Linked DNA regions of Homo sapiens: region 1 is linked to region 2. Evidence: chromatin contacts called from ENCODE Hi-C data. All regions are on one chromosome and are shown on one strand. The core of a region is the stretch at or near the end of the contact, and the rest is flanking DNA. Distances in the headings are between cores, read along the strand shown. Region 1 overlaps LPCAT1 (lysophosphatidylcholine acyltransferase 1). Region 2 has its middle 39 kb from the start of LINC02982.

What was found. A loop is a pair of places that touch in the nucleus more often than their neighbours do. Pooled maps may share reads with other maps.
Region 1: a loop to region 2 is called in a pooled map, with 4 times the contacts of the local background. The contact joins two enhancer-like sites. A Hi-C loop is called at or near these places in 12 of 37 single-sample maps with no recorded cell type and 4 of 50 pooled maps.

Annotation. Positions count from the first base shown.
Region 1 is chr5:1,483,462-1,487,964 of GRCh38, reverse strand. It overlaps LPCAT1 (lysophosphatidylcholine acyltransferase 1), which reads left to right. Exons shown (of 14, transcript NM_024830.5): 6 at 4,479-4,503. Among named protein-coding and RNA genes, the nearest start is that of MIR6075, 25 kb to the left of the region's middle. Within about 2 kb of position 2,809, at least 3 of the 41 ENCODE cell types and tissues checked have a DNase peak (open chromatin) inside an H3K27ac peak, as active enhancers do.
Region 2 is chr5:956,538-960,584 of GRCh38, reverse strand. No RefSeq gene overlaps it. Among named protein-coding and RNA genes, the nearest start is that of LINC02982, 39 kb to the left of the region's middle. Within about 2 kb of position 1,729, at least 10 of the 41 ENCODE cell types and tissues checked have a DNase peak (open chromatin) inside an H3K27ac peak, as active enhancers do.

The DNA of each region.
Region 1 (4,503 bases), core at 1,560-4,059, 530 kb before region 2:
AGACAGTGTTCTTTCTCCCTGGGGAGGGGGGACTCAAATGCGTGTGAACTTGGGTCTCTCCCGCGGCGGTTACCTGGGTCTAGTATTGTGTCTGCACCCCTGACGTGGGAAGTGTGGCAGTGAGCAGGCAGCAGAGTCCACTGTTCTTTTTGCGCTGAGTCTGTTTGGAATTCTGCACACCCTTGGGCGTGTCAGAGGGTCCACCTGGATCCTGTCGTCTCCCTTGGGCTACTTTAGAAAGTAGTGGCTTTCATCAACTGTGTCCATACTGGGGCATGCAGACCTGTTCTCTGTGGTTGGATCAGAGTCACGTGGAAAAGCCAGTTCCTCGCTCACACTGGCACCGGCTGCCGTGCCTCTGGGGCCGCACAACCTGAGTGTCTGGACATTTATGGGAGCTGGGTCGAGAAAGTGTGCAGTCACTCACCTACGTGTGCCGCCGGGGTTTCCGAGCCTGTGGCCATCCTCCTCCAGCTCAGATGCGCGTGCTTTCACCCTCCACCCTCCTTGGTGCAGCAGGCAGATGGCAGGTTTTGCTTCCAGAGGCTTCAAGGTGCAGCTCACTGGAAGGTACTGGGTCTTCCCGTTCCATTGTCTTCACCACGCGTGGTTCTGAGTCATTCTGATCAGAACCAGAGATGCAGAGGGTGGAGGCGGCACGCGGTGACCACGAATCCGTGTGCCCCCACCACACTGGGTCCGTGCCTGGGCGTGGCCTGTGGGCAACCTTGGTGAAGGCCAAAAGTGGGCCGTGTTTCCAAGGCCCCAGGCAGAAGACAGCTGGCAAGTACGTCAGGTCTTGTTCCTTGACAAGGTGTGGGGCTGGGGTCACTGCTGGGCCCTGTCTTCAAGGGCAGGTGTTCCTCGGGAGTGGAGCCTCGTGCCTGCAGGGAGGCCCCTGGGGAGGGCCATCGCCTTGCCCTTTGGAGCTGGCGGCCCTTGTGTAGACGTGAGGAGGGCGTGTGAGCACCTCTCAACGCATATCACGAAACTGAGGGGACTCATGGCGGTGCCCAGTAGGAGCTCACTGTGTGCAGTCCAGGAAGGGCGCTCGCTGTGCCCCAGGTGGGTTCCACGGGGTCTGGGGAGATGACACGGTGGCTTGATCCTTTCCCCGTCTCCATTTCCAGTGGGTCCAGCCATGAGTTCTGCGTGTCACCTGCAGGCCCGGGTTTCCGGCTGCCTCGAGTCACGTGTTCGGAATCTCTCAGGCCCTCATGCGTCTTAGCTGGGTACTTCTTAGTGAGGTTTGGAGCCTCCTGTTTGGAGGTGAAATTGGTGTGTGGTGCGTGATCCTGACGCCTCGTGGTGGAGCCCTCCAGAGCCGTGAGCGTCTCCCGCCTTGAGCCTGACAACAGAGGCACCCACAACCTGCCTGCTGCCTTGGGCTCCAGCTGCCCCAGCTCCATGGCGGCCCACCCACTCAGACCCTCCCTCCACCTTTCATCACATCGCCTGATGTTGGGGTCACGTTGCTGGGGTCACCCGTTTGGGCACCACTGCTGACTCCCCGCCTTCATCCCCGGAGACCTTCCCGCATTGGGCCCAGCCTCCAGCCTCAGGCTCCTGGAGCCTCCAGCAGGGTCCTCCTGGGCCCAGGTGCCTTCTTTCTCCTGAGTGTCTCTTGTCTGTGCTGCACTGTCCACCTGAGTCCCCCTGTTCTGACCCAGGCCAGGGGTGCCGCCTCTGAGGTGGGGGTGATAGAGCTCAGCAGAGCCCTGTGGGGTCTGCTGGATGTGGTGGGTTCCAGCAGGGCTGGGACCCTCAGGGCTCTGCAGGGATTGAGTTGCTCCTGAAACAGGCCCATGTGGGGCCTTCCTCTCCAGTGCCCACACTCACCCTCCTTGTCAGAGGGCACTAGAGCAGGATCGGCTGACTGGGTACCTGGAGACCCCTCCTGGAAGGTCCTGGGCCCACGCCCTCCACATGCCCACACCCCACCTGCCTGCCAGCTCCAAGCTCTCAGAGCAGAACGAAGACAGTGAGAAGGCCCTAGGATGCTGCGTGGGCCCAGCGATGGCACTGACAGCCCGAGGATGCAGAGGCGGGCCTACCAAATGTGGCTGTTGGAAGTGGACGCAGCTCTCACTGGGCCACAGTGGCCTCCCTGCACGGGCTGTGAACAGACATGGATGTGGCTGTCCCTGGCCTCCCTGCACGGGCTGTGAGCAGACATGGATGTGGCTCTCCCCGGCCTCCCTGCACGGGCTGTGAGCAAACATGGATGTGGCTGTCCCTGGGCCGCAGCGGCCTCCCTGCACAGGCTGTGAGCAGATGTGGACACGGCTCTCCCTGGGCCATGGTGGACTGTTTCTTCCTGTGGGGTGGGCTGTGGGGGATGGTCAGGGTGAATAAGGGGTGATGGCCTTCTGGGGGCCTCAGGGGTCCCTGTTGAGCCATCTTCCAGCCTCATTGTTGCAACTAGTGACGTTAGACCCATGCCCAGCACAAGCTATGTGTGAATATGGAGGTTTCTGTGCAGTTTAGAAGCCCGTACCTCCTCCCCTCTGCCTTGTTCCTGCATTCAGAAGCCCTGGGCTCTGACTGCCTCATCTTGGTTTCTCCCAGCCTGGCCCTTGTGCAGCCTGCCTTGGGTGCACAGTGCTGGCGGGGTCTGGGTGCTGCTGACCCTCAGGGGCCCCTGGGAGACTAGGGAGGCCAGAGACCCCTGCAGACTTTCCCACCGGGGTTTCCATGAAGTCACTGACCTTTCAGGCTCATGGGGGGTTTCTGTGCTCTTGGGGACTTTCCTGAGAGGTCCCCAGGGTGTTGAGGTTTCCTTTGATTCTTACTGAGTTTCAGTGATGTCCCCTTGACACATGGTCGGGATGGTCGGCTGAGCTGTAGCAGCAGAGCCATTATCACCCACAGCAGGTCTCGGCACTCCACGCGAGCTCCTGGGCTCGGTCCCAGGCAATGAGGACTATTTCCTCCACACTGCGTGTCTCAGGGGCTGGGACTCGGCTGCCGGGCGTTGGAGCTGGGGCTTGAGCCTGGGTCTGTGCCAGCCCTGCCGTCCTCCGCCTCCCCTGACACAGCCACCCGTCCACCTGGGCACACAGAAGTGCTGGGTGAACTGCATGAGCTTGCTCCCAGGTGCTGCTGAGCCCACAGCAGGAAGGGGGCAACCCAGCCCTGGACACAGGGGAAGCTGCGGCACACGGGCCCAGGGACTTGGGGTGCCAGCTGGACACCAAGGCTGCAGGTGGATGTCCTGCATGAGACGAAAGCTGAGTGGGTTGGGCGGTCAGCTCGAGGTTTCAGCCCTGACACGGGCCTCTGGCCTCAGGCCACCGTGAAGGGAGAATTGGCCCTAGGGACAGATGCTCCTGGCAGCCCTAGGGGCAAGCATGGGCTCCATTCTCCCAGAATTGTGCAGAATCCCGCAGCCAGGACCAACCGCAAATTCCTGACCACATAGTGGCACTCGCTGGCAGCCTGGGAGGAACGCGCTGCCTGGGGATTCACTCGCCTGGCCTCAGGTCGCCAGGCAGGGGAGCCCTTCTCAGACCGCCTGTCCTGTTCTAAAACTTGAGTACTTCTGATGCCTGAGTTTTCCAGTTAAAAAAAAACTCTTTCAATAGAGATTTAAATAGAATTTAAAATAGAAACAATCATCCACAGAGTCCATGGTGCCTTGCTCCAGCCCGCAAGGGCACAACTCCGGCCAGTGAGAAGGCGGAGCGGCTGCTGGGTACAGCCACAATTCCAGTGGGAACGGGGAAGTTCCTGAGCCTCTGCGGCCTGTGGCTCTAGCTGGGCCTCGCTGGGGCTCCTCCTGATTCCTTGGGAGCCCATCAGGTGGCAGCCACTCAGAGAGAGAGGCAGATCCCGGGCAAGTCCTGCTGCAGCTGTGACCAAATCCGCCCGTCCTTGGAGCTGAGCCCCAGGGGCAGGTGAGGGCGGCGGGTGGGGCCCCGAGGCAGGTGTATGTGCTTGGTGAGGGCAGACCCTAACCCCGTCAGGTGGGTGAGCATTGGCCGGTGATGAGGACCCCCACTTCCCACCAACGCCTTCCAGCTGGTGCGCGATGTTACAGCAGAAAGTGTCCCTCCACGGATGTCTTCCAGCTCGTGCGCAATGTTATAATAGCAAGTGTCCCTCCACAGACGCCTTCCAGCTGGTGCGCGATGTTACAGCAGAAAGTGTCCCTCCACGGATGTCTTCCAGCTCGTGCGCAATGTTATAATAGCAAGTGTCCCTCCACAGACGCCTTCCAGCTCGTGCGCGATGTTAAAACAGAAAGTGTTCCTTGGCCGGGGAGCGCCCCTGGCCGATGTTCCTGCCCATCCGTGCTGTGGCGCTGGGTGTTTACGGTCAGGACAGATGTTGAGATAGTCCAGGCATGGAGTGCCCTTGCTGACCAGGAAGGCCTAGACAGAAAAGCTCACTTTTATCCCAAGGGCAGCATGAGAAACGCAGCAGACGCTGTCCTGCGTGGGCTGCCATGGGCAACACCGCTGTTCCTTTCTCGGCAGGTGCATTCATCCCTGGAGCGCCCGT
Region 2 (4,047 bases), core at 480-2,979:
TTTACAGGGCAAAACGGGGTGGCCCAGGTTTAAAAGAAACCACCTGTCTGTTCTGACGGTCAAAGCGTGAGGGAAGCCAGTGGTCCAAGCAGATGGAGGCGTCCGGGTCTGGGCAGGAACGTGTCTGCCACGTGCGGTCTGGGTTCAGGTGAATCAGGGAAGAGGAACCCCAGGGGCAGGAAGTGCTGGGGACGCCCCTGTGAGGCTCTGGGTCCAGCCTGCTGAGAAGGGGTTGCCAGGGGCTGGGGCGGCTGCCTGGACTCCCTGAGAATCCTGCAGCCCGGCTGACCTGGGCGCTCATACCAGGTGGGGTGGGGTGGGGAGGGCACACCAGGCGGGCACACACCCAGTGGGAGGGCACACCGGGAGGGCAGGCACACCGGGCAGGGCAGGCACACCGGGCGGGGGACACTCACTGGGAGGGGGGCCCTCACCACGCAGGGCAGGCACACGGGGGGGACACTCACTGGGCAGGATGGGCACACTGGGTGGGGCGGGCACACCAGGCCGGGTGTGCATGAGACAGCAGCCGCTCTGGAGAAGCGCAAAGCCTTTAGGATCTTAGTGTGATCTCACGTGTGGGTTCACGAGTCCTGTCCCATCCTGGTCATGGTGTCCAGAAAAACAGGACGGCGCATAAGTGGCCCTGCTGCTTTTGTGAGGACGAGGGAGCTTCAGGGGGTGAGAAGGGAATGGTGGGTGTGGCGCAGGAGATGGGCCAGCAGAGGGACGTCCGACCTGGGCAGCAAGCAGGAGAGCCCCAGAGGTCACCTCCATCGGAGACGCAGGCACGCCCTTCCCCACCTGCAGCCCTGGGCTCTCTCCGCGGCATCGGAGTGTGAGGGGAAGAGCTGCCTCTGAAACCCCCCACCGGCCCCACCATCTTATGGCGGCCCCGCTGACTGCCCCGCTGACCCCCCGCTGACCCCCCGCTGACCACTGGGGCCGTGGTGCCTCAAGCCTCGGCCGTCGCCTTGAATTTGGGCCCGGCTGGCAGTGCCCTGACTTGGCAACGAGACGCTGCCCAAGTCTCAGATATTCGATGCCTCACATTGCCAATATGGAGTCATTTCCCACATGGGGAAACTGAGGCACAGGGGGCACCCGGGCATTGCGGCACCTTGTGACCCAAGTCCCCATAGCGGCTTGAGGTCTACGGTCATCTCTGTCCCAGCCCCATGGTGGGGGAGTGGCCACTTGGGCTTTGGAAAGGGTACTCGTTTGGAAGGAGGCTTGCCTGTTGCGTGAGTGTGAGCTCAGATGGACTTGGGGGCCGATGGGGCCTTGTCACGTGGGGGGCAGGGCTGGGGGTGGGGAGCCGAGCTCGGCCCTTGGCAAAATGCCCAGAGATTTGTCAAGCGCAAGCACTGGCGTTCTCTGTCCCTTATGCTTACATTATTTGAATAGAAGAAGGCCAATCACATCGCTTCCCCAGGTGTGAATCACTGCCTACTTGGCAGGGACCGCAACCTTGGTTTGGCCTTTGGACACCGCACGCACATGTCATGACCCTCCTGGCTTTGGGAACGTGGTGTCCGGCTTACGGCTTGGGGTCCCCGTGCCAGGGAGCACTGAACGCAGCCGCCCACGTGTGGACTCATCGGACAGAGTGCGGCTGCTCCGTTTCCCATCCGCGCTGTTTTTTGTGCCCCTGGCCAGCAACGCCTTGGCGGGAACACCCAGTCCCTCCAGAACCGCCGAAGCTCCCCCGGCGCCTGCTCCCGGCCTGCGGGCTCCCAGCGCCACATCCTCCCCCAGGCACGGCTGTTGCCAGGCATCTGCACGGCCCTAGTCCTGAACCAAACCGCAACGGCAGAGCTGAGCACGTACCTGCGTCTGTTTGGTTTGTTTCCCAGGAGTCCGGCTCCAGATTAAAGAACCGTGTGAGGCCGCACTTTGCTTTTCGGGTACACGCCTCTGCACACTGTGTGTCTGGTGGAGGGCAGGGTCCTGTGGTTTCCAGCAAAGCCGACCTCCATGGAAACGCAAGTGGAAAATGCTTTCTTGAGAAAGTTCCAGTCAATGACAAAATGGCCCTTCCCCAAATGCCGTAGTCTCTCGCTGAGACCCTGTGCCAGCGTGGGGAGGTGCCCTTCCCTGAGTGCCGCAGTGTCCCCTGTGCTGAGACCCTGTGCCAGCGTGGGGAGGTGCCCTTCCCTGAGTGCCGCAGTGTCCCCTGTGCTGAGACCCTGTGCCAGCGTGGGGAGGTGCCCTTCCCTGACTGCCGCAGTGTCCCCTGTGCCAGTGTGGGTGTCCTCAGGGCTGAGCAGGGGCCCCGTGGCTGGAACTTTGTCACCTTTTGAGCCAGACAGCCTGCGAGGGAGACTCCCGGTGGTCACCACCACAGCAGGTGGCAGCCATGCGCCAGTTCTCAGCCCCGTCCACGCCTCATAGTGTTACGCACGAACCCTTCATCCTGCTCCAAACAGAATGAGAATGTCATGTCGCAGCCTTGTCTAGAAAGCTCACCAGAGAAGGGGGGTAAAAGCAAGTCCCTGAAAAGTCACAAGAAGACGACCCTGTGTGAGCAGTCCCTGACCCACTGATTTGACGTCCAAAATGGCTTCCACACTGGATTTCCTGCTTCCCCACACCCTCAGCTTTGGCTTAGGGCCAAAGCCATTCTAGCCAGAGCCGTGGGTCCTTCCCATCAGCAGGCCTTGCTTCCTGCTTCCCGCACTTCAGAGATGGGCGCCGACCACACAGGGCAAGGGACACGCTGGGTGCCCTCAAGAGGAGTGGGTGGAATGGCCCAGAAATACCCCAAATAAATAAGGCTGGGCATCGGTGGCAAGGATGGCAGAGGGGCCAGTGAGCCACTGCTGAGCGCAACCTGGGCTGGGCTGGACAGACGCTTGAGGAGGCCAGGTGGGCAGGGACAGGGGACACAGAGAAGGCTGCGGTGCTCAGGGAATGAAGCCAGCATGACCGGACGTCACCCCTTGGCCAGGCTGCACCAGGCCCTGAGCCACATCCCCTGCGAGGTCAGACCACAACCCAAACAGTTGTTTGATCTTAAAACTAAGCCTGTGTTTGTAACAGGAAACCAGCCCCAGCATGGCTGGGGTGAGTCGCATTAAACTGTGGTGCGTGCCACAGAAAACCTCAAAGGAACGAGGGCACGGTCCAGGGATGCTCCCTGCTTGGAACAGGAGCTCCGGGCCGGGCGCGCAGGCAATCCCAGGGGCGTCCAGAGGAGGCGCCACACCTAAACCGACCCTGGCGGGGTGACCTCAGCCTTTGAGGGTTCTCTTGGCCCCGAGGTCAGTCCCAGGGCACAGATCCATGGGGCTGCCCCGAGCCAGCTCTGAGGATTGGATGGGCTTCCCCCATTGTCTGGGGACCCTGACGAACACCACAGTCATAAAGCGCCTTTCATTTTCCTTTCAGGTCTTTTAGCTAAAATGCCACAAGAAAGGGGACTACGGCCCAGTCCCAGGCTAAGCGCGCTGCACAGCCCCCACTGGGCCTCTGCTTGGCCCAGATAACTGGAAAACATTCCAGGAATCTCAGCATTGCGGTTTTGTTTCCTCTTGGCTTTGTGAGAGTTTAAGGAATGTGTAATTATTTATGAAATGCCAGTGTCCTGGCCACAGAAGCCCCGATTGAAGAGAGAACCAGGCAGATGCAGAGCCATTCTTGGCTGGAGCTTTGAGCCCCACCGACTTTCCCTGCCATGATGCTGGGAATTTCTGCCCCACTCATGGGCATCAGAACTCCAAGGTGGAGCAGGACCTAAATAGACTGTAAAGGGAGGTGGAACCGAGATCCATGTGCGTGTTCAGAATTCAAGTAGGGTGAGTGGGTTTCCTCCCTTCACGTCCGCCCCCAACCCTGAAGAGTCCTTTGGGGAGTGCCGGCATCTCCTGCAGGAAGCCCGCCTCCCCTGGCCCTTCCGAGGTCCTGAGCCATGCTGGAGGGTCTTCAGCCCCCAGCCCTGCTGGGCTTCAGCTGCTGTGGGACTGCAAGGTGGGGTGGAGTTGCCCTCAGAGGGTGCCGGGTCTTCACGGGTGAGTTGAAGACCCCGTGGACGCCGCGTGTCAGAGC